Regions from separate parts of the Mus musculus genome. Here region 1 is linked to region 2. The links are chromatin loops, found by intact Hi-C in ENCODE. Cell type or tissue: heart. All regions are shown on one strand. Links, peaks and the distances in the headings refer to the core of each region. The heading gives the core; the rest is flanking DNA. Region 1 has its middle 25 kb from the start of Msantd2. Region 2 holds the start of Esam (endothelial cell-specific adhesion molecule).

Region 1 (15,666 bases), core at 3,277-11,276, 63 kb before region 2:
TGGCTGTGTGCACTCAGTTACCAGCTCCACTGCTTAAGTGCTGAGTCACTGGATCACAGCAGACAGGTAGCTAAATTGGATGACGGCGGGCTATATGTCACGGTTCCCAGTTTCAGTGCCCTAATCTGTGGGATCAAGGTATTAATGTTAGAGTCTGCTCCCGAAAGCAGATGGGAAGAATACGTGAGAACTACACACCAAGTTCTTATTATCCATTCCAGATAAGAGCAAGGCATGTTTAGCATGCTAGAGTATGACACGGGTTTACAGGTGCATTAGTCTCTCACAGGACTAAACCTGCCCGAGGTCGCTGGGTCGATGATAGCAGAGCTGCTTCTCAGCTCTGGCCAGGAGTGAAATCTGCAGGTGGTCTGAGACCTAGGTTCAAAGTTTCCCATAAAGAAAATAAAAGTGGGCTCTCCAGACGTCCTTTGTTGTTTTAGATGCAGGGTCAGGTTCTGTTCAGCATCCGCAGTGGAAGGACAAAATGACTTCTCCATTGAGGCTGGCTGTGGTAAGAGCACTCCCCCTCCCCTGAGTCAAAGCTGAGAGTGGAGCCAGGGACACCATGTGGCTGGCGCTACTACCGCTGCCGCTGAGAAGAGGGAGGGAGATGCCTTCGGAGGGCTCCCCTCCAGGGCTGCAGAGAGGGCTTCCTCTGCTCAGCTCCACCGTTTAGCTTTCTCCTCATTAACTCTCCGGCCTCATTAATCAGCCCCGATGAAATGCGCCCCCGGGAACACTGCCCGCCCGCTCCGCCGTTTGGCGCTTTAATTATCCTCCCAGCGGGAGGAAGGAGGGGTTGGCGGGCGCGGAGCTACATCGGTACACACAGACCCACAGATCCACACACTGGTTGAAGGATGGCTGAACTCAGGTAGGGCCAGGCGTTACCCAGCCAAAAGCTCGAGTTTGGGCTGTTTCCAGGATGCCATATCAATCACAAGGAATCCTAGTGTCTCTCGGGCTTCTGTCCAGGAGCCACCGTGGAGTCTTTTCTCCCCTTTGTAAGGCTTCAAAGATCCCCTCTGCACAAAACTCCACCAACCCATTTTTTTCATCTGACTTCATTTACTCGCCACATCCTCCAAGTGTTGAACATACAGACATAGCTCTGGTTAGGAGCATGGGCCCAAACACACTTAAATCTCCAAACAAAGTAAAAGGCCACCAGTAGCAAGGTGCTATTTAAGGAAAACACTGTGCTGTGGAAAGGCAGGCAAAGTGGTTGGTGTGCTGAATCCCAGCCTGCCAAGGCAGGTCAGAAACAGAGTTTAATTTCAAGCCTTGAAGTGGGTCTTAACCTGTAAATAGGAATTAAAAGCTAAGGGCTAATAGAAAGGGTAAAACTACACAGATCAGTGTGTATAGAGCTGGACCACAATTCAGTGTAGCTGGTCATGCCCAGGTGACAGAATGGGTAGAAGGCAGAAAGACCTTGAAGACAGTACTAAGTTCTATTTAGATGTACTATAAAGGCAATGATGAGTTAGCGGTGGATTTTAAAACCATTAAGAGTAATATTTTGGAAAACCTCTGTGCAGAGGGTGGATGGGAGGGGCCTGAAATGAAGGCAGGGAGGCTAATTAGCAAGCAAGGTGACTGGGTGTGGGAGGTAACAGAGAGAAGCGTTTGGAATACGCCCAGTGTTCTTCTGCAAAGCATGCTCCTGGAATCGAGAAGATTTTCTTGAGATGTTCCTAGGCCCCTGGCTCAGCTCAACTAGAAGGTAAGGCACAGGCCACTCCTCCCCGCCCCCAACCCCAATCTTCCTTTTGCTCTTGGTAAGTAGCCAGGATACTTCCATCCAGGCCGGGTTAGGTAAGTTATTGTATCAGTTTTTAATCATTTATAAGGTGAGAACATTGGAATGTATCTAGCTGACCAACACACACACACACACACACACACACACACAGCTGCAACAACCCAAGGAAGAGATAGAAAAGACCCAGGCAAGATTAAGTACCCACTGGAGGGATGGTGCCCCTCAGGCAAAGCCTGCTCTAATCTCCTGGAAAAGGGACAAAGAACAGACACTTTAGCTTAGTGGAATCTCATTTTAAAGTAGCAGTCAACACATACCGAGTCTAAAACACTTCAACTCTATTTAAGTCTCAACTGTAATGATGTTTTTCTTTTGGCTATTTTTTTTTTTTCCAGTTCTGGTGACAAAGCTTAGGGCCTATCAAATACCAGGCAAATGCTCTACCACTGAGCTAAACCCCAGCCACCCATTTGGGTAGGTTTTGGTTTGGCTTGGATTAAACTTAAAAAGCATCATTTACCTTTAGGAGATGCCAACAAATCAACCTGGTTATTTCAAAAATACTAAGTAAGCAAGGTATGATGGTGCACACCTTTAGTCCCAGCACTTGAGAAGCAGAGGCAGGTGGAGCTCCGAGACCAGCCTGATTTGCAGAGAGAGTTCAAGCCAAACATTTGTCTTGCCTTTCTTACTCAAAGCAGGATAAACAAATACTTGAAGGCAGGCTCACCTTAGAAAAGTATCTCAGCTCATAATGAGGAAATGATAGAGACAGAATGCCATGAATTAGCTGTCTCCCGTGAATAATGAACCTTGGTGATCACTGTCACTGGATGCTCATATAACGACAAAGCAGAGCAGCAGACATTAGCATTACTCCTGATAGACGGAGACACATTGCCTATGACGTATTCTGGAGGGGGGGGGGAATCAAGCGTTAATTGATCACGACTCTATATCTAACAGCCAATTTACAGGAAATAATAGGGACAGAAAAACATGTGAAATGACACCGCAGGGATACATTCAACAGAACCCAGACTGGAAACTCCACAGAACAAATGACCTGCTTTCCCCAACAAATGAATTGTACAGAGGGAAAAAAAATAATTAAGGGATGGGAAGGACGGCAGATTAAAAGAGACAACACACTGTATATAGTCACTTGGGTCTAAGTCTGTACACTGATGGGAATAAGACAGCGGGAACAGTGGTGGAATATGTGCACTCTTCCATTGGAGATGGACAAATTGAGACTTTCCTTTCCACGATTTCCTTTTCACTTGTGAGCTGGAATCCTCTCTAAAGATAATCCATCATCAGATTTTTAGATAAAGGATTGTTATTTTAGATATGCTAATCCTATTGCTCTTTATTTTTATTTAAAACGTTTTAGTGCAATCTGTGCATGTATGTGTGGGACTGAGCATGCGCTAGAATTCACCTGTGAAGGATAGAGGACAACTTGTGAGGAGGGTTGGTTTTTCTCCTTCAACTCTGTGAGTCTGGGGTTCAAATTAAAATCATATCTTAGGTTTGGCAGCAAGCACATTTACCCGTAGAGCCATCTCATTGGCCCATTACTGCTATTTAAAAGATTCCTGCATTGAAATATTTACAGAAGAAGTTGTAAGGTTTCTGATATTTGCTTCAAAACCACGAGCAGATGCCGGGGTTGATATTGATATTGACAGATATCAGATATATAAGTGCTGAGCTGAATATTGAGGGTTCTAATTTTGTGTGTTTGTCTTACCCATAAAAAATAGTCTGGATAACAGAGTGTATATAGAATACATTTATAGGCCAAAACGTGCCTGTGCTTTAAATTTGGTCCATGGGCTGTGACAGACTGTGACATTGGATCTGATCCAATCCACCTCTGTAGTGAACTCAAAGCCTTTCTACCAGACCTTGCTCCCATAAACCCTTTTTGGTCCGTTTTTAGGTCCTTTTCTAGGGAGGAGAGTTAAATAAGGCAACCTGAGTCCCTGGCCATGGGACACTACACGATAAGGACCTAGAACCGGCCCCTAAGTTCTTTACCCATTTCTCTCCAAGCTGTCTTCTCACCCTAGCATTAAAGGTGGAACGTACACGTAGCCAGGCTTCACCCTTGCAGAGGCCAAAGCCATCTACTGCCTAGGAGAATAAATAAATGAAGGAATGGCTGGACCCCCGCGACCCAGCAGCTAGAAAGGGGGTGTTAAACTCGAGAGACAGAGCGCTGGGGAGGAAAGGGGAAGCTAGGGAAAGTCCGCTCATCGAAAGGCAGGTTGAGAGACCCAGCCAACCCCAGCACCATGCGATTGATTTCTGTACAGTCTCTTTCCTCTTTGCACTCCTTTATATAAGGAGAACCCCTTCGCTAGACACGCGTCTGTGGCGCTGGCTGCTCACTTAGTGAAGAAAGGGCGGCTGAGAGAAAGAATTGCACCCACGCGGCGCGAGCGGCAGTGGGGCTCAGGCTGACATTGCGCGGCAACACACAATGGGCCATCGCAGACGCCCCGCACAGCGAGAGGCGCGCCTCGGTCCCTCCCCAGCCCCACCATCCAGCGCCGTGCCGAGGACCCGCTCCTCCGGTTGGCCGTTGGTCCCCGGTGCAGACCTCTTCATCATCCCCGCGCGCCACGGCCCCGCTGTCTTTCTAGCGACCCGGTGGCAGCGCTCTTGGCTCCCACCTTCTCCATCAGCCGCTCCCCGGCGGGCCAAAGTAATGAGCCGCTAGGCAACTGGCCCCACGCCATTGTGTGCGCGCCGGGGCGAGGCCGGGTCTCCGCGGCGCGGTGGAGGGTGACCACGCGCGCCGCAGCGCCCCTCGCTTCACACCTGCTCCCCGCCCCCGGCCGGCAAGCACGGGCGTGGCCTCCCCCTCCCCGGGGGAGGGGCCTCAGCTGGGGCAGCACTTGGTAAAGAGGCCGTAGAGAGGACACCCGCGGCCGGAGGAGGCGTCGTAAATTTGGAGCAGATGCGTCCTGACAGTCAGTCACCCAGCTCGGGGCGGCGGGGGAGGGCTCCGCTCCGCGCCCACGCCCCTCTTCTAGTCAGCAGCTGAGTCCCGCGGACTCCACACCTAGGTAACCACGGACTTAGGACATATGGAGCCTGTCTCCCACTCCCCCGCATCTGTCCTGTGCTTTTTTGTGTGTCCTTACAGCTGCAAGAAGTCATGAAGGGAAAAGGGAGATGCCTGAATTCAGCTACGACTTTCTTCCTGAAGAGTGGTTTCTTCAGATGAGACTGTGACAGTCTGCCACCCTGGTCCTGAGCTGTCGCTTTTTGACAGTAGCTGAAGAGAACAGGAAAAATAGAAGAAGCGCGTTTCGATGTGTAATGCCCATTTTAAGCTAGAAACTCAAGTAGGGAGGCAGAAACAAACAAACAAACAAAAAGGATATGGTGGGATGGGCAAGGAAGACAGAGTAAAAATGCTAAGGAATAATACTTGCTATAGTATATTGCCATGATACTGTAGCATTGCAACCATGATACTGTATCATTGCAACCATCCAACAGAGCAAGGAGGGTTGGTTGCCCCTGGGACTTGATGGGGCCAATTCTGTCTCCAGACAGAATTGGGGCACTTTCCAGTCTTCCACACTATAGGGAAGTGAGGTGAGTCTTCCATGAGTCTTGAAGGGATGAAGAAAAGGATACTGGGATAGAAACAGTCCCAGTTACTTATTCTGGACACTGTGGAGGTCTCTCTCTAAAGCAATATGAAATGAAGTCTGAGTCTCTGGCTCTGTATAAAGATCACAGTACCATAACCTGTCTCACCAAGGCTAATTTGGAAATTATGTTCACAGCAACAGTGCCAAGTGGAGTTGGCAAAAGCCCTCTGTGATGACCCTGTGTTTTTCCATTTGGAGATGTTTTGTTCCCTCTACCACTCAGGGGAAGTAACTAGGTTGTCTGATGGGTTCGTTGGCTTCCTTCCCTCTCACTCCCAGCCTCCTCCAGGTCTGCGACTTTCTGCCTGTGCTGGTCAAAATACAGTGTGCATCCCAATCACTTGGACATCTGAACACCCACAGTTTCTGATTCTTTTCATCTGGGAAGGGGCCAGGAGATTTGAATTTCTAAGAGCTGCCGGGTGACTAGTATGGTAATGGTGTTGTAATAGCATCCTTAGTGAGAGCTTAGTCTAGCTGGAAAGGAACAATCTAGGCTTCTGAAATTGGTGGAAGCAGAAGCACTCAGTCCTGGAAAAGCTGAGGTACCTTCACTCTCAAGGAGAGATCCACAAGCGAATGCCTGGAAGATCCGCAGGGTGTGCGCGTGCATGCGCGTGCGTCTGTCTGTCTGTATTTGGAAATTTGGAGGAGTCTCTTAATAGATTCATAATTTACTCTTGCCCTTAGCCTTTCAAAGCAGGCCTGAGAGACAGGAGGATCTCTGTAAGTTTGAGGTCAGCCTGGTCCAGGACAGCAGGATAGCCTGTCTCAAAGCACAAACAAACAAAAAAACTTATCAGCAAACAAAAACAAACCCCCACAGCCTTTCAAAGGGACAAAGGGAGCAAGAGCTGCCTGATTTATTTTTCTAACTTGTCCGTCAGTCACCGGAGCAGTACAGATGTGATCTAAACATTTTTGCCTGTAAATGAACATAGGTTTTAGTACATAAGAGCAATTCAGTGTATGTGTATGACTGTCCCCCCTCTGCTGCTTCTGGCTGTTTTGAAACACTCTTAAGGTGAGATGAGTTTCAGCTATCTGCTGACAATTATTCCCTAAAGTGTCAAATTATTATCGGTAAAGGGCCATTGGTTTATCACAAGTAATGCTGGAATTAACAAAAAGTAAATAAAAATTACATTAAAAAATTATTTGAAGGGCTGGAGAGATGGCTCAGAGGTTAAGAGCACTGACTGCTCTCCCAGAGGTCCTGAGCTCAATTCCCAGCAACCACATGGTGGCTCACAACCATCTGTAATGGGATCTGATGCCCTCTTCTGGTGTGTCTGAAGGGCAGCGACAGTGTACTCATAATATATATATATAATAAAGAAATAAAATCTTTAAAATTAAAAATTATTTGAAAGAAGCGTTAGATGAGAAAGCAAGTGGCTTTTTATTTCTTACCACCAGGTGGCAGGCCTTGACTCATTAATGAGAATCCTCCCCCAGAGCTAAAGGCTGGGAGATGATTCTCAAATCGGAGCCAGGGCAAAGGGGACTGTTTCTGTACTTAGATGGGGATTGCGGGAGAGAGAGTGGGTAGTTGAAAATGCCTTTGTATCTGCTGCCAAGAAACCTAAGGCATCCTGTGATTCCTCATCTGTGAAAGCGGGGCGGCGAAGCTTAGATGTGCTACATTTTCCTTCTGGAAAGGGACATACTCTCTGGTAAAGGCTTCTCAACTAAGAACAATGCAAAAAAAAAAAAATCTAGTTTTAAACTAGACGTTTCTGAAGTCATAAAAATGTGGCATCTCTGCACAACTTAGCAAGCACACAGCTTGGCTTCTCTTGCTTCCAGTCCATGTCTGCTGGTCACCCTCTTATGTCTTGCATGGTCTGGGGTGGGTTTTAGAGAAGGATAGCTGGGGCTGGAGAGATGGTGATTAAGAGCATTGGTTGTTCTTCTGGAGGACCCAGACTTCTATTCCCAGCATCCACATGGCAGCTAACACCTGTCTGTATCTCTTGTCTCAGGGGACTGGACACCTTCACATAGACATACATGTAGGCAAAATGCCAATACACATAAAATAAACATTACTATAAAATAAAAGGATAGTTGAACATACCCAAGGCAAAGGTGGGTGCAGGCATCTCAAGGTACACACACACACACACAGACACACACACACACACCATGTATGTGTGTGTTTAAAACTTTTTATTGATTCTTTGTGAATTTTACATTATCTTACTTATCTTCCAGTCTCTTTGTATCTACTCTCTGCCCTTACAACCTCCTCCCAGAAAGAATAAAATGTTTCTCATCCTGGAAGCTACAGTGTGTCACACAGTATACTCTTTTGTCCATACTTCTTTACTTGCAAATGTTCATTTCAATGAGTCATTGGTCTGGTTCAAGGCTTCTGGCTTCTGCTACACTATCGATAGTGAATCCTCACCTTGATTCCTCTCATATATCCTGTTGCTGCTCCATGTCATAGAGATCCTACAGCTTTGGATATGCAGGATTGGTCCCTTCACACACTCCAGCAGTTTATAGATGGTGTAGATGTTGGTGTGGGCCAATTCAAAGCCCTGGATCTGATTGGGCCTGGGTGGTAACTGAGTTGGTTAGCCCACCATCCCTTCTACAACCATGCTACCAGTGCCAGGTCTCTAGCACTGCTCCAGCTAACTCACCCAGCAAGAAGTGCGGCAAGCTCTCTCTGTTGCTGGAGGCAGTGAGGAGAGAGGGGTTTGGAAGGGCATCTTTCTCTTACTCATACCACTACCTGGCAGACAGGGCTGGAGTCAGCTCACCACCCTATCCACCTACCCTTGTACACACACACACACACACACACACACACACACACACACACACACCAGGGCCAGTTCTATTTGTGCTGTCCAGGTGTGGTGCAAGGCCTGCTCTCCCAAGAGCTGCAGTGAGAGGGACAGGGCCAGCTAACTACCAAGGTCTAACTATCAAAGTATTGAAGTCCAGCAATCAAAATTCCCCTTTGGGTCACCTTATTAACATGCCCAGTGAAAATTAAACACCTCATCCTGATACAGGGTTTCCCCTTGTACCTTCTTTATAAACTATCATTTTTCTATGTGTCACATCTGTCTCCTCTGTATCCAGAGGTGTCCTTTGTCCCTCCAGGATAAATATCGCTCCTCCCTCTCTCTTGTTCCTTTCCCCTTCTTCTTTGTCCTCTATTTCCTGTCTTTGTCTCTTATTCCCTGTCCTCTGTCCCCTGGGGCAAATAAATCTTCTTTGTGCTCAGAAATTGGCTTAATCTCAAGCCAATATGTAACAATCTTGACTCTCAAATGATACTCAGTGTATAACAAAAACTAAATAACTATAGGAAAAGTGGCATATAGCAAGAATATGGAGGATTTTATTGTGAGCTGAGTTGATCACTTAGTGGGAAAATTGTATGCCTAGCATGTGAAAAATACTGGACCTTATCCCCAGTAATATGCATACATACACATTCACAAATAATATTCTTCTCTTATAGGACTATTTTGCTTGCATACCTCATCTTAGCTTTCTTTAAAACAAATCTTAATAATATAAAAGCATCCATCACAAAGTCAAGATGAGTACTAATCTATACCTTGCACAGAAATTAAGATTGTCAAATTAGGGATGTAAGTCAATGGCAGAATATTTGCCTAGCATGTAGGGGCCTAATATTCCATCTCTAATACCAGATGAATAATATAAAAATATAGTATCAAATAAGTAAATAAAATTGTTTATATTAACACAAGTGAGGAATTGTCCTTTTAGCCTGAATGGCTATTCTTTTTCTGAGGACTCACTCCCCTATTTAGAGTAAGCTGGCTTTTATTCCTGCTTCTCTCCCTTGCCTCTTGCACCCTTGCTCCTCCTCTCTCCCCATTCTCTCCCCCCTCACTCTACATGGTCATGGCCAGGCCCCCCACCTCTCTACTCTTTCCTTCTTTCTGCCTTTCTCTGCCTCTACTATACTCTAACCCCCCCCCCATGCCCTGAATAAACTCTATTCTATACTTAAAAAAAAAATAGAGAAAGCTGATCTCAATACATACTAACCCCTCCTTTGTTATTTATTTATTTATTTATTTATTTGGCTTTTCTGCAGTACTAATAATTGAACTTGGTGGCCTGTATACTAGACAATTGATCTAGCATTGAGTTATATTTCCAGACCTCTTTCATTGTTTTTGCTGTTGTCACATTTTATTTTAAGGCAGGCTCTCATGGAGCTGCTCTGGCTGGTTTTGAACTCACTCTGTAGCTCTCTTTCTCTATGAAGCAGCATATGGCTCTCTGCCCAACCATGACCTCCAGTCCAGCCTGCTTCTGTGCTCTCGATGGTACACATTCACTGCAGAGGCTCCCTTGTGAATCATACAGGTTTAAAGATGTGCTAACGGGGCCTAGAAGAAACACTATTCGAAGACTGAAGCTGTACTTATTTGGGTCCTTTTCTATGTGGGCTGCAGAAAGAGTTAGTCTAAATATATTTATGGGATGCCTGCAGGCTACATAACTTAGCACTTCACCCTTCATTGAGAATCCATTAAAACAATTGCCAGGTCATGCTTGGAAGCTTTTTTTTTTTCTACAAAGGAATTTTCTTAGTTGCTACATTGACAGGAACTAAGTTGAGATACAAAACTAACAATCCCATTTGAACTAAGCAGGTCTTATGTAAACTATGGCACTCTGCAGTTAATATATGTGAATTTGTTCCTGTGTCCAGGCTTAAAGGCTGAAGACCCAGTGGCCCTAACATGGACATATAAGGGAAAAGGGGTTTAAAATTAGTGAGTCATCGTATGCTAATGCTCCAAAGTTAAATGTTTACCTAGAAGGTTGGAGGCTATTAATGACCCCAGTAAATAAAACTGTTCACATCTATAACAGTCATGGAATGTCATGCCCTCTTGCCTTCATGCCAGAAAACTAGGCTTGAAGAAAGACTGCCTTTCTTGACCAATGTAAAAAACAGACTCATTCAATCCAACATATGGCCTTTAAATTTGATTTATAAATGTAAGGAGATGACATAAGTTTATTTTTTTCATTGACAATTTCAACTTTCTTAGCATATGCGTATATTCAGTTGGTTGCATCCTCTTTCATTGATTGATTGATTGATTGATTGATGTCTATGGTTGTTCTGTCCGTGTGCCACATGCATACCTGGTGCCGAGAAGGTCAGAACGATCATTGGATCCCCTGGAACTGGAGTTATGGACAGCTGTGAGGCACCAAGTCTGGTCCTGAGCAAGAGCGAGTGTTTTTTGACTGCTGAGCCATCTGTCTAGACCTGTTATTCCAATTAGTTAACAGGACAGTTATGTTGACTACTTCAGGCCCTGGGATAGAAAGTCCCCCCATTTCTTACATAGCATCTATGCTATGAGGTCTTATTAAGAGTTTTCAACTGCAGTGGGATGTACTGTTTCTATCTCCGTCCTATGATCCTACTCCGGAATTTTCTACAATGCCAATCCAAACCCTCTATTGGATTTTCTTAGGGCAGCAAAAGAAAGATCACAGTTGGGCAAGAGAACCTTCTTCTTCCCTTTCCAATCTCTCTCTCTCTCTCTCTCTCTCTCTCTCTCTCTCTCTCTCTCTCTCTCTCTCCTTTTCCTTTTTTGCCCCAGCTGTGTCCTGGAACTCTCTATATATATCAGACTTGCCTCAACTTCACAGAGATCTACCTGCCTCTGTCTCCTGAGAATTGGAATTAAAGGCATGTGCCCCTATGTCAGATAACAAATACCATTTTTGTTTGTTTGTTTGTTTTTTGGTTTTTCGAGACAGGGTTTCTCTGTGCAGCCCTGGAACTCACTCTGTAGACCAGGTTGGCCTTGAACTCAGAAATTTGCCTGCCTCTGCCTCCCAAGTGCTGGGATTAAAGGCGTGTGTCACCACACCAGGCTTTTGTTTCGTTTTTTTAAGGAAGGGTTTCTCTGTGTAGCCCTGGCTGTCCTTGGAACTTGCTCTGTAGACCAGGCCTGGAACTCAGAAATCTGCCTGCCTCTGCTTCCCAAGTGCTGGGATTAAAGGTGTGAGCCACCACTGCCCAGCATAAATGCCGTTTTGAAAGAGGCACAGTATGGGGTTAGGGAGATGGCTCATCCATTAAGAGCACATGTCGCTTTTCTAAAGGATTTGAGATCAAATTCCAGCACCCATGTCAGGAGCTCATAACTTCCTGCAACTATAGCTTTGGGAGGTTCAATGCCTTTTTTTCTGGCCCCTGCTAACACCAGTAGACAACTCTCGTGCGTGCACACGCACACACACACACACACTAGAGTAACATAAGTAAGTTTTGATGTTTTAAAGATGGATAGTTTAATGGTTGGACACTTGTAGTCACGTGTAGTCCTGGTCATCAAAAGGCTGAGTCCTGGGGCTCTAAGAAAACAGGCTGAGCAAGCCAGTAGGTAGCGTCCCCCATGGCCTCAGATTCGGTTTCTGCCTTGAGTTCCTGCCCAGACTTTTCTGAATGATGTACTACAAAATTTAAGATGAAATAAACTCCTCCCCAAGTTGCTTTTGGTCATGGCTAACATCAATCCTTAGACAACATCAATTCAACAAACAAACAAACAAACAAACAAAATGCACTTCTTTCTGTCATCAATCGGGAAGCTGTGGTGACTAACTTTAGGATAACTGTATAAATTTAGAGCAAAAGCTGGGATCAGGTAATTTTTTTTTTTTTTAAAGATTTATTTATTTATTATATGTAAGTACACTGTAGCTGTCTTCAGACACTCCAGAAGAGGGAGTCAGATCTCGTTATGGATGGTTGTGAGCCACCATGTGGTTGCTGGGATTTGAACTTCGGACCTTCGGGAAGAGCAGTCGGGTGCTCTTACCCACTGAGCCATCTCACCAGCCCCGGGATCAGGTAATTTTGTGACCAGAGCTCAGCTCATGCACTTTCAGTAGTATGGTGTCTTAGGGTTCCCATTGCTGTGAAGAGAAACTGAAAGATCCTGACAGAATGTAAAAGGTCACAGAAGCCCTGACATTGGCAAAATAGGTTTCATTGTTAGCAGAAGTAGCTTCACTGATTTAGAAAAATAGAGATGCACAATGCTCTGGCCACTTCTTGAACCCGTGTGTCTGCCAATGTTCTGGCCGTTCCTTGAACCCAGGTGTGTGCCCACTGCTGCACCTCACTGTCAGGTGTTTGTGATATTGGTTGCTGGGATAGAGTTGGAAAATCTCCCCAGCAACCACAGCCGGGCCAATCCAGAGTTGCTGCACCTGCACCAGACTCTTTCCTTGTACCCCTCCCATACCCATTTCTTAAGAATAGACATTGTTTACATCTGGAAATCCCCTACTCCCCTCTTCTTCTTCCCCCCCCCCCCCAGGGCCTATAAAAACTGGGACCCCTTTCCCCTCGAGGTCGACTCCTCTACCCCTGCGTGGGATATGAGTCGTCCCCAGAGCTCTGGCTTTCCCCGAATAAAGCCTCATGTGGTTTGCATCAAGCTTGGTCTCTTGTGAGTTCTTTTTTTTTTTTTTTTTTTTGTTTTTTCAAGACAGGGTTTCTCTGTATAGTCCTGGCTGTCCTGGAACTCACTTTGTAGACCAGGCTGGTCTCGAACTCAGAAATCCGCCTGTCTCTGCCTCCCAAGTGCTGGGATTAAAGGCGTGCGCCACCACCGCCCGGCCTCTTGTGAGTTCTTGGGGGTCTGCTATTATCCCGAGGCCTGAGCGAGGGGCTCTTCTCAGGGTCTTTCAAAACCATAACCAAGGCAACTCTTTTAAAGAACAACATTTAATTGGGGCTAGCTTAAAGGTTCTGCGGTTCAGTCCATTTTCATCATAGCAGGAAGCATGACAGCATCTAGGCAGACATAGCGCTGGAGGAGCTGAGAGTTCTACACCTTGTTCTGAAGGCAAACAGGAGACTGTTTTCAGGCAACTAGGAGGAGAGTCTCAAAGCCAAAGCCTACAATGACACACTTCCTCCAAAAAGGCCACAATTGCCGGGCGTGGTGCCTCATGCCTTTAATCCCAGCACTTGAGAGGCAGAGGCAGGCAGATTTCTGAGTTCAAGGCCAGCCTGGTCTACAAAGTGAGTTCCAGAACAGCCAGGGCTACACAGAGAAACCCTGTCTTAAAAAAACAAAACAAAACAAAACAAAACAAAAAAACCAAAAACCAAACAAACAAATAGGCCACACTTCCTACTAGTGCCACTCCCCAGGGCAAAGCATATAGAAACAGCCTCATGTGGTATTTCATATCCCAGACAAGTACTGTTTTGTCTTTCCAGCAACTTACTTGGGTAGTCCAGGATAGCCAACCAAAACACGCATTTCTAACACTTCAAGTGATACATTATGAATCACATATTAAATCTCTCTCTCATCTCATTTCATCTTATTTTCCTCAGTGGTACAGCAACTGCAAAGGGCTAAAAAGACCCTAGCAGAGTTCAAGGAGTTACAAAGAGGTCTCAGAGGCAGACACTGGGAAACCAATAAGACTTAGAGTCTCTGTGGGGTAAGTTAGTGAATTGGCTGGAGTGGTCCAAAAGCTGCTTCTGCTTCCGAGTCAAACCACAGGCTCAGAGTTAAGCTGATGAAGTGGGAGAGACGGGAAAAATGAAGGGCAAGACTGGGTCTGGGAGAACAAAAGGACAGATTGGCGATGGCAGATCCAGAGGGATGAACAAACAGGCAGACTGACAGACAACACTCCAACAGGACCAGTCAACAACAGGAAACAAGCCGAGCTGAAGACCCTGACACAGTCCAGGGTTCTCTGCCTGTCAGGTCCCTGATCACACTCTGTGTTGTCTATCACAGGACAAGTTGACATTATAGTGTTCGTTTTCATGGAGTCGGAAGAGGAGTTGCTCCTTTTCCTCAGCCTAGTGTGTCTGGTGAGTTCTCTGGTCTGGCTTTCCAAATGATTTTAATATCTCCATGTGTTCCTTTAGTCCTGCTTTACTTTGAAAAGTGTGTAAAGTGGCACCCTTTCTTACTCTTAAGAATAAGTTATTTATCGTTCTGTGCCTGTGGGTGGTGCTGAACAGCTGGTGTTGTTTAGTGGTCTGCTAAGGTACAGAGTCATTTTGGCTCTGTGTTTGCACTCAGAATGGAGTAAAAAGCTGTTTGTAAAATGGAGTCTCTTTGGGCAAGGCACAGCCTAGAGAAGTACCATTTTTGCGCAATATAGAGTAACATAGGCCAGTGCATAGCCTAATCCCAGCGTATGGTAGTGCCTTCTTTTGTAAAGTGAAATGACAGTGCTTACGGAACGCTTGCTGTGATACAAAGCATTAGTGAGTGCAGGTTCCTAGAGCCCACCAAACCCACAAAGAAGCCGGCCTGAGCTACGTGACGTCCAACTGCCTTACCTCTGTTGTTGTGAATTATTATATTATTATTATTATTATTGTTATTATTATTATTCTCTATTTATACAAACCTCCTAATACCCTTCAGATCTCTGGGAGTGACAAGAATCCTTATCATGCTAATGATGTGGCTGGGGCACCATCCTGAAGCTGTTCACAAAAGATAAAGGCTGGGAGTTTCAGCAGTTGAACCTCTGGAAGATGAGAGGAACCTACAGATGTCAGACCAGATTCCTAGAGACCAATGATGTAATCAATTATGCCTACTTAGTGAAGGTTCTAGAGTCCATGGAGCTTTGCATAGCTGAACAGGGGGAGGTTTCCAGACTGGTGCTCTGCAGAGGGTGAGGAGACATTGGCACCATTTCTCAGATGCTTGCCCCATGCATATCTTCCATCTGGATGCCCATCTGAGTCCTTTGTAGTAGTCTTAATATTAAATCAGTAGATGGCAAGTAAAAGGTTTCCCTAAGTTCTGTGAGCCATTCTGGTGCTAAATCCAAGGAAGGTGTTCATGAGAATTTCCAATTTACAGCAGGTCATTCAGAGGCCTCTAGGTAATACACTGTGTAGTAGGCATCTGGAGTAAGGGCACTGCTATCAGGCTGAGCCTCAGCCAATGGACTTTGCAGCCTAAGGTCACAGACACCTCCTTGCAAGAAAACAAACCAAATGGAGATGAGAGGGATGATTAAAGAGATTTGTTACTGTTTTTTGTTTGTTTGTTTTCTCAAGACAGGGTTTCTCTTTGAAGCTTTGGGCTGTCCTGGAACTTGCTCTGTAGATCAGGCTGGCCTCAAACTCAGAGATCTGCTTGCCTCCACCTCCCAAGTGCTGGGATTAAAAGCACACATTATTAC
Region 2 (15,666 bases), core at 4,498-12,497:
TCAAATTGTTAAGATTATTAGCCATATGTAAAAGAATATGCAGATTTGAAGAATAAGAATAGATGCTAAATGATCTTGTCTTTTTACGGCCTGAGCAACGGCAGTGCATCATAGCCCTGTTTGCTGTGAAGAGTTAAGTCCCCAGGCTGTGAGAAACGCAGAATATGCTGATCCTTGTATTTGGGGGAATAATTACTTACCCTGTAAAACCTACATAGGAAACCTAAATAGGGCAGAATCATTTCCATTCTTGTTCTTTTAAAATCATGTTTGCATCGAAATTAAGCTTTAAGCTCCTCGCTTGAAATCCACTGGTGACCTTGAAGAGTTTTATGCTTGTGGAACCTGGTTTCTGATCTTGCATATAAATGTTTGCATCTCATTATATAAAGTTACATTTTTAAATCTGGTATGGGACAGTGTTAGACACCAGGATAAAGGAAGTACAGAACAGGCAGTAAATAGAGCTACTTATTCACATAAATGTATACCACCACTTAGGAAAATATAATTTGTTTTACAATTCTTTGTTTTTCAGATGAAATGCCAGTTTCAAAGAGAACGTTAAAAATAAAACAAGAGTCTTCTGAAGAGGCACAGTAAGTAGATGCTCCATTTTTTTACCAATGTGTCTAAATCTAGTGACCTGGGAGGATCATGGGTCGCTAGGCATGATACAGAGCATGAGTGCATTTCTGCTCAGTCTTCAGCATTGGGGACCTGAACCGCTGAATGTTCCATACAGGAGGAAGGAGCGATTGTTCCATGAAGATGTGTGTTTCCTTGTGTAGTTTGCATTTCTACATGCTTACTAAAGACAAGATGAGCCACAGCGCTTGGATTTACATGGGGCTGGGCGAAATGGTAGGAGGGCCAAGGGGATGTTTAAATTCTTTTATTACAGTTTGAGAACCAGAAAGGAAGCTCTTAGGTGACCTACTTACACACGTAGAGAACAGCTCCTGGAAGACACACTGAGAATATTCAGGATAGAGCCTGTCGCTAGCCCAACTGTTGTTCTCCCCCAAAGAGTTAACGCCATCTGTTAGATCCACAGTTCTTTTTAGTGGCTTTAAATGAGTTCCATATCAACGCCATTAAAAAGACTAAAAGATGAAGTTCGGGGCTAAATGAAGAGCACCACTCATTTTTCTTCCTGGTAACATTGGATTCTTAGCACACGTGACTTGTGTGATGCATTCCACAATGTGACTTGAAATTTGCTAGACAGAGGAGAAGACAGGCTGCAGATAGCTAGCTAATAACCGCAGGAAGGCAAGTCAGCTCAGCAAGCTAGCGCGGCAAGTCTTTCTTTGCAGTGTGTCTTTAAATGAAAGAGTCCCCAGTGGTGTTGAGTAATCCTGTACCTGGGGAAAGGGTGAGTATTCAGGAATAAGAAAGTGTCCCCTAGTCCTCTTCAAAAGCAGGATGTGACACAAATCAGCAAACGCAAAGCCAACTCTTACTGAGAGGAGGTAGTTACCTTTTTGAAATAGTGACATCAAAGTAGACAGGAAGGAAAACCGGTAGCTTAACTTAATTCTCATTGCACATGCTGGCTACAGTGCATTTATGGGGGTCACAGGCTCTCTCACCTTTACATGGGGCCAAGGATTGAACTCGAGTCATCTGGCTTACATAGCAAGGGCTCTGCCCTCGGAGCCATCTCACTAGCCCTGGCAAATGATTTTTAAAGTGATTTTTAAATCCATACTTTTAAATTCCTCACTCTCCAAAAATGCCTCTGCTTTGTAACTAAAGTGCCCTATGTCTCCCACATAGCCACTTGGGATCTTCAGGACATGGTCATTTGATGTAACTAGGTATAGACCCATCACAGAGTTGCCACTAGCCTTAAACCCTGGAACCTTTTTTGGCATTGGATCTTCAGAACCCGGGAAGTGGGCAGTTTTCAGGAACTACTCAAATAAGTATGGTGCCAAATTGTTCCAAGCTTCTGAAACACTGTCGTGCTGAGTCCAGCAGAACTCTGGTGTGCTTTTTCTCTGGTGCCAGCTCACTAAGGAGTGAGAGGATCTGAAGAGCTTCCAGTTGGCCATTTGTACCTCAGTCTGGCACTTCTGAGATTCTCTGTAGTGTCTGACTTGCTCAGAAAATGAAGTATCAAATAAAATACAGATATCTTGATCTGGGTAGTGGGTTGGGTTTTATTTGGTTTTCTCCTTCCTTCCCCACCTGCCCCCTCCCCAGCATCTATGTGATTAGTTTACTGACTAATCCATGCTTCATTAAGATTATTCCCCAATCTTGTTTCATTAACTTTTGTTTTCTAAGTGTCTGCTGTATGTAAGGCATTAAAATACATCAGTGAGCAAGATGAACACAATTCTTCACTCTCCTCCATCTCCTAGTGTATTCCTCCTTGAGATTAATAAAACATGGAGAGATGTCTCAGTGTTAGGAGCACCTCATGTAAAAGCATGCGGATATGAGTTCAGGTCCCAGTACCTCTGCCAAAAATGGCCATGGCCATTCGCTCCTGTAAAGCTGACAGAGATGGAACCAGGAGGATCTTTGGGTTAGTGGCTGCCTACCCACTCAAACCATGAAAGCTCCAGGTTCATCGAGAGACACTTTCTCAAAAGAACACAGCTGAGAGTGGTAGGGGAGGAGGGAGACTTCATCCTCTTCTGACTTGTGTACATGCATACACACACAGGTGTACGTATACCAAACACACATACACACAAAAGTTTAAGAGAAGGGAGTTTATAAAAACAATTTGATATCTATAAAAGACAGTATTCCTTTGAACTTTTGTCCCACTCAGAAACATACCTGCCTCACAGAGCATCACACTTGAATATTGTGATTGAGTGAGTACCTTCCTATTTCCTCAGCAGAGAAGTGGTCCAGGAACTGAGCGCTTTCCTTTAGGTGCTTACTTGAGAAGATTGTAAGTCAGACTCACGAGGGAAGGCACCCTTAGGGTCCCGTTACTGTAACACAGTGTTAGCTCTTTTCGTCTTCGATAGACCAGGGTAATAAGAGGCTTTGTGAGGCCTCTCCAGAATGTTTCAAAGCTCTTCTCCTGGAAGATAGAAGATTTTAAAGCGAAAGTCTGAAGGACCATCGCCTCTTCTGAAGATTCTCTTAGCTGAGGGCTGGAAACAAAGCTCAGTGGTTAAGAAAGTGCTTGGTGCTCTTGCAGAGGCCTCAGGTTGATGTCCCAGTATTAGTGTCCAGAGACTCACATCCTAGGCCTCCAGCAGCCCTTGCACACACTGCCCCTATTCATAAACAGTAACTAAAACCAAGCAAAACCCAGCACTCTTAGCCAAGCTGCTTTTTTTGATTGTGAGTAAACAAGTAAGCACTTTTGTAGTTAAACTTATAGTTAATTTTAAAAAAATATAACAGCTCCATTTCCAAGTTAATATCTAATAAGCCAGTCTTAGCATATCAAAGTTTGGCCATATTTGAGAAACCATTTTTTCCCTCCCCTCCCCTCCCCTCCCCTCCCCTCCCCTCCCCTCCCCTCCCCTCCCCTCCCCTCCCCTCCCCTCCCCTCCCCTCCCCTCCTCTCCTCCCCTCCCCTCCCCTCCCTTCCCCTCCCCTCCCCTCCTTTCCTTTTTTCACTCTCTTGCTCCTCTCCCCTCTCTGTGTAGCCCTGGCTGTCCTGGAACTCACCATGTAGACCAGGCTGGCCTTGAACTCAGAGATCTGCCTGCCTCAGCCCTGTAAGTGCTGAGAGTAAAGGTATACACTATCATTTCCAAAAAGAATGTAAATTATGTGAAGTATCAGTCAATACATCATTTAAGTAGCCTGTGGAACAGGAATTCCATCCCATGTTCTATCTTAATCTGCTAAATCTGCTAATTATGCAAGTCATAATTGAAGCATTTCTGAGGTTATCACCTTGAATGTTCATTGGAGAGGCATGTTGTCCTTGTATTAGGTCCTTAGTTATAACCATGTACTTACTTTCCTCCAAAACATGTGTGAAAAATTACTGACTCATAAATCCTGTTTTAAAAATGAAGGTATTGTTTTGAGGCAGCACCGGCATTTCATGTTAAAGTGTTCTTTGCCTTTGGAACTTTGTTCTGAAGACCGCTGTGAAGGTCTGTGATGGCGCACACCTTTAATTCCAGCACTGGAGAGGCAGAGGCAGGTGGATCACTGAGTTCAAGGACAGCCAGGGCTATACAGAGAAACCCTATCTCGACCCCCCCCCCCCAAAAAAAAAGACTCCTAGGAGCATAAGTATTTATATTTACTAAAATTGATCTGTGACCATGAAAAGCTGTTTGTAATTCTAGGAACCTTTGGAGGTATTTCTGACATTTAATGCTGTGGCCTTCTGAGGTGTGGGTGTTTTAATGTAACATTTCATTCCTGTTGACTGTATCTTAAGTTCTAGTGGCTCTTATAGTGGGCAGTCTAGGTAATGAACATTTCCACCATCATAGAAAATTCTGTTAGCTATTGCTGCTCTAGATACTTGAAGAATTTGACCGTTAACTTCTCTTTCTAGGAAGCGAGATACCATGCAGAATATTGTACAGATTTTGGAGTCGGTGCAGTTGAAATGGGAACTGTTTCAGAGTTGGACAGACTTCTCAAGGCTCCATCTTTCCAATAAATTGGCCATTTTTGGAATTGGCTATAACACCCGCTGGAAAGAGGATATTCGTTACCATTATGCTGAGATCAGCTCACAGGTGCCCCTTGGCAAGCGTCTTCGCGAGTATTTCAACTCTGAGAAGCCTGAGGGACGGATCATTATGACCCGGGTGCAAAAAATGAACTGGAAAAATGTTTACTACAAGTTTTTAGAGATCACCATCAGTGAAGCGAGGTGCCTAGAGCTGCACATGGAGATTGACTGGATACCCATTGCCCACTCGAAGCCAACCGGGGGCAATGTTGTTCAGTATTTATTGCCAGGAGGCATTCCTAAAAGCCCAGGCCTTTATGCCATTGGCTATGAAGAATGTATCGAGAGGCCTCTCTCACCAGATGTGGAGCGCCATGCTCTGGACCCAGGGAAAGAGGGCCGAGTCGACCTGGAGACCCTCTCAGCACAAGCCTCATTACAGGTGGAAGTGGAACCCACCCGGATCATCTACTGCTACCTCGGTATTGCTGAGGTCAGGACTCTGCAGCAGTGCTTGTTTTTACATTTCCAAGCAAATGCCAAAACCTTCAGTAAAGAGTGGGTTGGTATTAATGGGTTTTTGTCTCAGAACTGTATTGTGGATCCTGGAGTTTCCCCCAAGTCCATCTACATCAAATTTGTAGAAGTAGAGAGGGATTTTCTTTCTGCCGGCTCATTAGTTGAGTGTCTGGAAAAAGCCATTGGATACCCCTTAAAATTTAACAACTGAGTGTCATCCTTCATAAGGATTTGGGCTTGTGCAGTCTTGTCCCTTCTTCCCATTACCCAGACTACCCCACGTCCAGATGCTGCCGTCGGACTCTTCATGGGAGCTTTTTCCACGATGAGACCAATACAACCTCTAAGAAATCATAGACTCTGGGCAGGAAAAGCAGACCTCACCTGAAATGCTCATTTTGAGCAAGCAGGTCTTGCATGGTGGGTCAGTTCTTTTTTACAAAAAGAAAACATCGATTTTAAAACTGGTTTTAGAGCCTTGATATAAGCAAATGTAGGTACATTCCATATTGGACAAAACTTATACTTTGAGTTTCATATGAAATTGAAAATTGTATTTTTTTCACTGTTTCATTTTTACACATCTCTATAAGTATTATTTACAACCTTGAATAAATAAGCAATAGATAATGGCGAGTAAATCAAGTCACAGTAAATACAGCTGTTTTTAAATATTACCTTTAGCTACTATTGTATATAATTTAGAATTCATTTTTTCACCGACCAAGTGTTTTACTATTTCCAATCAGTGTTGCCTGCAAAGACTTTTGTTTATGTGATGTACCAACTTTTATGGTTGTGTTGCCATTTAAACTTTAAAAAAAAAAAAAAAAATTAAAGGAATTCCTGACTTCTTGGGTGTGCTAGTTGAGCCTTTTGTAGCGGAGTGTGGCTGCACTGTTTGTGGGGATTTGTCTGGCTTTGCTGTAAGAATGGGCAGACAGGCTGTATGTGGCTCATCTAGATGTACAAGACCCAGGGTTCTATCCCCAATACTGGAAAGAGAAGAAAAGGAAGGACCAGACCCCCAAGCCCCGCAAATGCACTCTTTTCTATATATATTAACAATGAAGATAGTACTTTCTTGTCAGTTCCAGAGGTCATTAGAAGTCATATTGTATTTCTTTCTGTTCCTTCTAACTTTAGTGGTATGAAGGCACTTTGATTCTCCATGTTTTTCACTTACTAATTGAGGTAAGTCTGCTAAGTAGTAAAAGGACAAACTTGATGCCTTGATCTTTCTGTGTCTAAACAAAAGAAAATGAAGATCCAGTAAAAATACAATACTAATGCCTTTGAAGAGTGATCCTTGAGAGAAAAAACTGGAAGGTGCCAGTCCACTAGGCAGTGACTCATGCATATTCCTTTTCTGAGACTCCAGTGGGTCAGGTGCCACTCCACGTGGAGCTTAGCACCCTTGGCTAAGAAGAGTCGCTGGTGGTCAAGGATTGCAGGAGCGTGGGTAACTCATCTTCAGTGGCTTTGCTATAAATGGGCAGCAGGTCCAGACGAGAACCCATAAGCCCTGGTTTTCTCTACTGTTAAAAAAAAAATCACAAGTCAGAAGGTAGTGGTACGGTCCTTTAGTCCCAGTGTTTGGGAGACAGAGTATGATGGATCTCTTGAATTTGAAGGTAGACTAGTCTACAGAGCAAGTTCCAGGACAGCCAGGGCTACACAGAGAGACCTTGTCTCAAAAAAACTAAAAATAAAATTGCATATTTAAAAAAAATTCTTTCCTACAACCCTCAAATGAAGACACCCCCCCCCTCCTTAGTATGATACCGTTTGGCTAATTGATGCTTGTATGTTTTTTCAGGGATTTTAACCACAGAGGTGGTCTGTGTTCTTTGAATCTAAGCTTAAGAAGTAACCTCTTTCTCTAATGTAAGCTGCTAAAAATAGGTGCCACTTCAGGGAGAGTATAAATACCCAGGTACTGTCGGCACAGCACCTGCTCTTAGTGTGTGCAGTATTTGTATGTGGGGGCCTTGGGAGATTCTTGTAGGTTTCCTCTTTGGTCCTCAGGCGAGGATGCACTGATGGTGTGTCATACAGGAGTAAATTCATGGTCACCAGTGCTGAAACAAACATAGTCACAGGCGGAACAAACATTACCAGGAACACTGCATGGCCCCTCCATTGTGACCACTGACCAGTCCAGAATTATCATTAATAGTTGCTGAACTTACCTACGTGTATTCCTTTCCTTCACTAGTTAATAGATGGGGCACAATATTTTAGGAACAGTTGGTGAGGACTTTTTAGACCTGCATAACTGGGAGTGTGGCCTTGTTAGACTCCTGTGACCAAGATGGAGGGCAAAGATAAGATCAAGCCTGAGTTTCCGAGTGGCTTGAAATGGGTTAAAGGTCAGGGAAGAGGACAAAACTGAGCTTTGGGAAATGGAGGCTTGTGAGGACAGTGACTTGCTGATAGGAATATCCTATCTGACCAGAGACAATAGAAAAGAAGACAATAGGCTGTCAGGTAACATTGACATTGAGCATTGTCTCAGACAAGGGGACTGACTAAGACCATAAGCCTTGTAACAGATCCAGGAGGGAGAGAGGCCCTTTTAGTCAAGCTTTGTTTTGACTTCTGGAAAATTTTTAAGTTAAATTGTTTTTATGTGTGTGAGTGTCTTGCCTCCGTGTATGTATATGTACCTACCACATGCGTGGAGGTCAGAAGCATCAGGTTTCCTAGTATTGCAATTATGGATGGTTGTAAACCACCATGTGGATGCTGTGAATTAAACTTTTGTCCTTTGCAAGACCAACACGTCCTCTTGACTGGTGTGAGAAATCTTTCCAGCCCAAATATAAATTCTTTCTAAGATCGTACATGAAGTGTGGTTGAGAGAAACCTATGATGAACCTACCTTGCACTCATCCAATGTTTAGGTTTCGACTTCCTCGGGGTCAGAAGTGGTTAGAATAGGGGACAATGAGGAAAATTCAGGCGTAAAAGCCTGTGAATTCTTCTGTGCCATAGGGACAGTCACTCTCCTTAGGTCCTTAGCTGATTATGTAACAGAGATTTTGGGAAGCAGCTCTTGGGCAGGGATGGACACACCTGTGTCATCAGACGCTTCAGTGTCACTAGGCAAGAGCCAAAGCTTTGTACTTCCTTTTCCTGGGAGGAGTTATTCATTTGGAGTGACAACGTGGTCCAGGCAACAGATGAAGGGTGTTTGAAAGAGGTACTTATGGGACTGGAGACATGGCTTTGGGGTTAAGGGTAAGGATCTTCCGCAGCATTGGGGCTTGATTGCATCTTCTCATAGGGCAGCTCAGAATCCAGGGGATCCGACACCCTCTTCTGGCCTCTACAGGCACTGCACACGTGGTGCAGACACATGCAGGCCCATACACACTTTTTAAAAAATGTTTTTAGTATTCTCAAATCTAGAAAAATCTGATAGGCAAGGAAAACCAAGACAGCCCATCCCTAACATCACCTTTTGACAGTACAAAGTTTGAAAGCTGAGCTGCCAAAGAGGTAGATTCCATAGATGTCAGGGGCAGTCTAGTGTTTGTATAGGCATTTCGTAGAGCCACTGCATGACTGGTATTTGAAGAGGAGCCAGGCTGGGGCTCTTTAGGTAGGAAAAGCCATTGCACAACACTGGAGCTGATGGGGTGTGTAGAGATGAGGAGGCCAGGCTGCCTCTACTGCCTGACAGTTCTGCTCCCTCGGAACAGGCCACGTCAGACATTCGTGGCTATGCCTTCTGTCCTGCGCAGCAAAGCCCTGCCCAAATACTTGAAGCATATTTTTATTTATTGGCTGTTAGGCTGGAACCGGTGCGTTCCCCCTGCTGAAGCAGCCCGGGCCATCAGGGGGCGCAGAGGTGCCGCCACCCCCATCCCCGCCCCCAATGACATGGGTGGGGTGTGGGGTTGAAATTAAATTCACAGCGGAAAGATCTAGTCCTGGGAATTAAAGGATCAGAACTGGCCTAAGCCGTTCACTACAAGGATGGGCGGTTGCGAAGACACCAGCGGCTGTACAGAAGGGAAAGACATTATTTATATCCCGTCCTCCTGCAGCTGCTCCCTCCTCCCTGGTCAGCATTAAGCCTGTGACTGTTGCCTCAGTTTCCTGCTCACCTCCCTTGTACCAGGTCTTCCGTGTTTTCATGAGGCAAAGGTCCGAGACTCCCCCCAGACCCCCATACACTCCGCCTCGGGCCTCGGTTTCTGGAACTCTGGAGAACCAGCCCCTCTCTAGCCTTAGGAGCAGGAAGGCCTGTGGCGTCAGGGCTATGTTGGATGTCTTCCCCAGAAGCCTCGGGCCTGAACCGGGCGGAGAGAGGTGTGGGCTAATAAAGTTCGAATCCCCATTTCAGCGGCTGCTCCTAACCCAGCTGAACCCACACTACACAACGTGGGGGCTCCCCTCTTCCTCCGAGAAGGCTGCTCTGCTTTGATTCGGGATGCCGCACGCCAGGCTTGGAGCGGCCGTTCTGACCCCAGATACAGGGCTTTTATTGTCGGGTCGGGGTCACTTCTTAAATTTAGGTTAGTCCCCCCGCCCCCATTCCTCCTTTTTCACCCTCTATTCCTGACACCTGCCCTGGAGGTATGAGGTAGAGGCCGGCGGATCCGGCTGTTTGAGCCTGGGGAGAGCTCTCTTCCCCCGCTGCGAGTCACTAGCGCGCCGCGCCCGGCAGGACGGTGACCTCTCCACCCCTTTGAATGCCCCGCCCACTGTCCAGTCGGTCTCCACCCCACCTCCCCATCCGCACACCCGCTGACTTGGGTTGGAGCCACCCTGGTCAGTAGCCTGGTTCCTGTGCACATTCGGGTTGCCGCCGCTCACCCACAACACCTGTAGACACCGTGTGTCCAACTCTCCCTGAGTACTCCGGGCCAAGGAGGGCCATGATTCTTCAGGCTGGAACCCCCGAGACCAGCTTGCTGCGGGTTTTGTTCCTGGGACTGAGTACCCTTGGTGAGTCAAACACCGGGTCTGGAGGGCTTTGATCAGGTAAATCTGATCCTAGGGGAGGACTTTAGAGAGTGGGTTTGAAGGGATTTTTGTTTGACATTCTTGTCTTTCCTCATTACTCTCCACTTCTGGACATCACTGGTTGGTGCTACACTTTCTGCCTTCTATGGCTAGAACGGCTTCCAGCTTTGGTGTGGTGTGTGGTGTTGGGGAGGGGGATAAAGGCATCTCCAGCCAAGACCTCTGGGATGAGTTAAGGCAGTTATTCCTGTCTACTCTCTACCCCCACTCATCACAGCTGGATAAGCTGAGGCACTGGATGAGACAGTGACTAAAGGCTTAAGGACTTAGTTCCAGTCCCCCCTCCCCGCACCCCTCATTCAAGCTGATGTGAAAGATCCCTGAGGGAATGCCTGGTCCTCAGTCTTGACGCAAGTACTTCAAGCAGTACTTCACGTCCCAGCATTTCCCCACCAAGCTCTTTTCTTTCCTTCCTGCTTCCTGCCCTGGAAATCAAAGGAGATGCCCCCAAAGCCTGACCATGAGGTCATTTGGACACAGGAAATTCGGGAAGAGGTCAGTTGCTCAGACTCCAGCACACAGCCTACCATCAGGTCTACCATCGTCCTTATCTTTTCTCAGATCCAAAGGAACAAGGAAAATAGGGAGAGGGTGCCAAAGGGTCCAAGAGGAAGGGGACCTCCTGAAACAAGTGTTTGGGTGAGCTCTCCAGGACAACTATCTTAAGCAGGAGCTGGAGGTGGCCCACCCAGTACTATATCTGGAGAGAAATGACTCAGTAGGAACTAAGTCCCTTATAAGCTATTCCCCAGGCTGTTTTGCTCTCTGGGTTTAGAATCCTCGCTTTAACTTCTTCCTTGGGCTAGAGGATGTCAGAGCAAGTAAGACCTGGAAGAATGTAGAGTAGATTCAGTGACATTGATGGGGATCTCCCTGCTCCCACCCATGGTTTCTTTCGGCCTGGTCTGTGTCCTAGTGGTGTTGAGGGCATGAGATCTTAGGTTCCCAAATATGAGTCTCAGAGCTTCTGTGCCCTTCCCTCCAAAGCTTGGAGTGTTTCCTGTGCCTTCAGCTTCTCAGCTCTGCTTTTGCACCTTCAACCTCAGCTTCTGTTTCTTTTCTGCATTCTTCCTCAGCTTGGCCCTTACTGTGTTGGAGAGGGCAATGTCAGCCTCCAAGCAAGGGAGGAAAAACCTATATTGGCTGCCTGAACATCACAGGCATCCTCTGTAGGTCACCCGTGGCCCCTCCTTTTTCTCTTTCAGCTTTTGAGTTTGATTTTGTCATATCAAAGATCCAGAGCCTAAAATGCTACTAATAATGCCACGAAGGTTGCCCTTCTTGGCCTCTGGAGGGTTAAATGCACTCGCTGCTCCTGGGGAAGGCACAAGGCAACCCTCCCCCCCCCCCATGTGCTCTTTCGTGGCTCAGAACTGTCCCTGGAGCGTGAGAAGCCCACAAAGGGAGTTTCTCAGAGAAATAGGGAAACTAAAAATAGTAGCCCTGGGGAGAAGGGCCCATTCGCTCTGCTTAGGCCCTTGGCTCTCTCCTTCTGGTCTTAGATTGGGCTGAACGATGCTATTCTTGAGCAGCTCCGGAGTCCTTCACTGGAACCCAGGGACTCCCCATTTTTCTCCTTGCGGCACCCAGTCACAAAAAGATTTGATCAGTTAGGGGATTCTTCCGTTTCAAGTGACTCTAGAGCAGAGAGCTGGGAAATCCCAGGAGTCCCTTGCTCACCTCGAAGCAAGGGTGTACATGCTGCAACTCACCTCCCACTCCCAGCCCCTGCCCCTCGCTTTGCAAACTGCAAGTGCAAAACCTGGAAGAGGCAGCTAGAACACTCTTGGGGAGGGAAGCTGAAGTCTATCTGATAAAGACATGTTTCCCTCCTTACTGGCCTTACCCCAAGAAGGCTAGGAAGGTGCGCCTGGCGGTAGCGGAACAACCTGCAGGCAGAGTCCCTGGAGGGAAGTGGACCTTCTCAAGGCCGGGTTGTTTTTGCCTGCAGAGCCTCCGGTCTAACGGGCCGGGCTTCATTGTCTTCTGCCTTATCGGCGGGCGCAAGTTTCCTGCTCCGACTGCAGGGATCCGCCAGGAAATGTCAGGGGTGGGGGGTGCCACGAAGGACAAGGAGTAGGGGTGGGAGCCTTGGTTAAGACGCGGCCGGGAAGCGATGGGGGAGGCGCGCATCCTGGCTCGGTAGGGTTCTAAGTCTCCCCAGCCTTCCGATTGGCTTTGCTGGCGCAGATGGTCTGGGGCCTCCGAGCCTCGGCTGCCCGCTCACCTTCTCCAAGGTGGCAGCTTGTCCTGCGTGCAGAGTGCTATGATCCAGGAAGAGCAGGGCCCAGGAAGAGAGCTGCTGGTGTCACCAGGCTCCGCTTTGTGCTAATCCAAAGTCATTTTCCAAAAGGCTTTAGCACTTGGCACTGGAGTGTCATCAGTGTCCCCCTAACCGAAAGGGACACTCCCTTTCCTATCCCCAACGCATGCTGGGGAAGCTTTGTACTTGTGGGAAGAATGTCCTCAACTCTCATCCTGACACTTCCTACAATTCAGTGGCATTTCGCTTTGATAGTCAGGACCCCCAAAAGTGTTCTTGAGGGTTTGGCTGAGTCTCAGGCGTGCGTTTCCCTAGGGTAGCCGACTCAGTGGGACTGAGCCAAGGCCTGGGATTCTCCTAGTCACCAGCAGGCGCTGGAGCTGAGGGCTGGCTCCCGGAGTTCAGAGGGAGCCGCGCGGTTAATGAGTAACTACGTAGCGATCTGCCATCCAGTTGCGAGCTCGGGCTTGAAGAGTCTGGGTGACCTGGCCTGGCATCTCCATTCTCCCTTGCCACCAAGGAGACTGGAGGAGCAAGTGTGTGCCGTGGGGGTGTGGGTCAAAACCAGGTCTGCTTTCCCTTCTGGAATCGCCCTTCTGGAGGTGAATCTGCTCAGACTCTGTACCTCAGGATTAGAATGATTACATAGAAATGTGGTTCCGTCCCTACTCTGAACACTAATAGACGTCGGAGTGAGGAGAAGCAGGACCCTGGGAAAGAGGTCTCCGGGGCACGGCTCCAGGCTTTGTTCTCCAGGGACAGGTTTTCCCCTCAAGCGACGGAAGTTAGGCAGGCTCCTTCGGCTGACTAGGGAACCCACCCTAGGAGCTTACCACCTCCTTGCTCTCTCTTTCAGCTGCCTTCTCCCGAGCTCAGATGGAGTTGCACGTGCCCCCGGGCCTCAACAAATTGGAAGCGGTAGAGGGAGAAGAAGTGGTGCTCCCCGCCTGGTACACGATGGCACGGGAGGAGTCGTGGTCCCACCCCCGGGAGGTGCCCATCCTGATCTGGTTCTTGGAACAAGAAGGGAAGGAACCAAACCAGGTGAGGGGAAAATCTTAGCCAATGACAACTGAGGGGTGTAGGGATGAGCTGGCAGAGAATATAGGGAAGAGAAGACGGCCTATATCAGTGTTGGTTCTCATTGTGGATCCCAGTACACGAAACTGAGGTAAAAGTGCCAGTGGGGGTGGGGTGGGGTGGGGTGGGGTGGTGGGGCGGGGCCTAGGGTGAGACTGAGGATAGAAGAAACACGGTGTGAGTAAAACAAAACCTTTTTCTTTTTTGGTCTTATACTATATACCCAGCTGGCCTCAAAACTCACAGAGGCATGTCTGCCTCTGCTTCCTGAGTGCTGAGATTAAAGGCAGGGGACACCGTCCCTGCATCACCAACTTAAAAAGCTTCCCATGTTGTGAGCTGACATCTTCTGGGCTTGAGATTGTCAAGTACAGGCCACATCTCTTCCTGGATCCATCTGCCATTATCAGCCCTCCTCCTCCTCATGTTTGTGTAGAGTGGGCTTGTACAGGCCATGGTGCTAGTACAGAGTTCAGAGATAAACTTTCAGGAGTCACTTCTTTCCTTCTATCTTTATGTGACTTCCAGGGACTGAACTCAGATCATTAGCCTTGGTGGCAATGCTTTTTTTTTTTTTTCCCAACAATGAGCCATCTTGCCAGCCACAAATCCCTAAATTCTTTCTATCTGTGAAAGACAGTATGGGCCCCTGCCATTACTTGGCAGCTCTGGTCCTCCACTACACAGGAGTACCACTCAATGGTTCTTTTATGCAGAAGCTAAATGAAACCATTTTCAGACTCCCTCACTGTATATATTCCTTGCATGGTCTTGGAAAATGTATTCAAGGAAATTATTTGATCTAATTATCTTGGGTTTTGTGTTTCCTTCTCGCTCTCTCTCTCTTTCTTTCTTTCTTTCTTTCTTTCTTTCTTTCTTTCTTTCTTTCTTTCTTTCTTTCTTTCTTTCTTTCTTTCTTTCTTTCTTTCTTTCTTTGTCAGCATCTCTCTAAATAGTCCTGACTGTCCTGGAATTCATTATGCAGACCAGGCTGGCCTTGAACTCCTAGAAACCTGCCTGCCTCTCATTCTGCCTGCCAAGTGCTGGGATTATGCAGTCCTGGGTATGGAACGTAGGAATTCCTGAATACACTAGGGCAAGGCAGGCAATCTTGTTCAATCCCCCACTGAATTTTTTTGTGTATATATGCATGTTTGGATGTGTATGCATATTGATGAATATATGCATATGCATATGTGTGTGTGTGTGTGTGTGTGTGTGTGTGTGTGTGTGTGTGTGTGTGCCTGCTCATGTGCAGGCCAGAAGTCAAACGTTAGGCATCATTCTTCAGGTGCTATCTATCTTGTTTTTGAGACAGGGTCTTATATTAGCAGCCCTGAAACACATCATTGGGCTATGCTGGCTCTCCCCCAAGCCTCAGAGTCCACCTGTCTGTGGCTTTCCAGCTTTAGAGTTATATGTGCTTCACATACATGACCCTATATCAGCTTCTAGAATATTTGTCAGGAGTGACAAAGTAGAATGACACTGGCCAGTACAGTCTTTGGATATTTAGGAAGAAGTTGAGGAGAAAGTCAGTTCTTGGAACAAAGTAGACAGCCTTGAAGGTGAGATGTTTTAGGGGCTCAACGGGAGAAACTGGAAGTTTTTAGTCTTTTTAAAAAGGGTTGGTCTTTCTAACGTAGCTATTTTCTCATTCCATCTTTTCCATTTCACACTCGCCGTGTGCTAGGTTAATGGCTGGTTCTGTGCTGACTCTGCGGAAGGCATTTGTAGGGAGCAAGTGCTGGTTCTTCCAACCTGAATATCAGGTGCTGAATATCAGTGCACGCTGCCACTCCAATTCCGTCCCAATCGTATCAGACATTACTGTACTTGATGGTTAAGAAACTGCACAGTGCTGTTAAAAATAAATGTTCCACCCTGTTGAGATTTTGTTTGTTTTGATTTTTAAGCACGAGTTCTGCGGTCTGAACTCAGATTTTCATGTGTGCAGGACAAGCATGTCAGAGACTGAGCTCTCTTCCCAGCCATACCTCTCTCAATTACAGGGGGAAAAAAAATCTTTTTTTTTTGTTTGTTTGTTTGTTTTTTGTTTTTTGTTTTTTTTTTTTTTTTTTTTTTTAGTGTGGCTTTTAAAGGTAGAAACTTTAGGCCTTACAAAGTTGTAATGTACAATCTA

Evidence for each region. A loop is a pair of places that touch in the nucleus more often than their neighbours do. Peaks named below come from ENCODE experiments on the same cell type or tissue, not always from the same donor. Only the 100,000 strongest peaks of a DNase experiment are listed, where the experiment ranks them.
Region 1: it touches region 2 in a loop (2.4-fold over the local background); 7 of 42 quality-filtered maps call a loop at or near these places.

The regions. Positions count from the first base shown.
Region 1 is chr9:37,456,031-37,471,696 of GRCm38, forward strand. No RefSeq gene overlaps it. Among named protein-coding and RNA genes, the nearest start is that of Msantd2, 25 kb to the right of the region's middle. In heart, for the core only: a CTCF peak has its summit at 6,845 (motif pointing right); no DNase peak of the experiment used is centred there; H3K4me3 peaks cover 1,179 bases; H3K27ac peaks cover 381 bases; H3K27me3 peaks cover 4,785 bases.
Region 2 is chr9:37,518,189-37,533,854 of GRCm38, forward strand. It overlaps Msantd2 (Myb/SANT-like DNA-binding domain containing 2), which reads left to right. Exons shown (of 4, transcript NM_146222.2): 3 at 539-599; 4 at 4,502-5,977. The coding sequence ends at 5,354. It overlaps Esam (endothelial cell-specific adhesion molecule), which reads left to right and starts at 9,901. Exons shown (of 7, transcript NM_027102.3): 1 at 9,901-10,102; 2 at 13,300-13,487. The coding sequence starts at 10,033. In heart, for the core only: CTCF peaks have their summits at 8,987 (motif pointing right), 9,816 and 12,050; DNase peaks (open chromatin) are centred at 9,113, 9,873, 10,573 and 12,183; H3K4me3 peaks cover 3,904 bases; H3K27ac peaks cover 3,308 bases; H3K27me3 peaks cover 1,357 bases.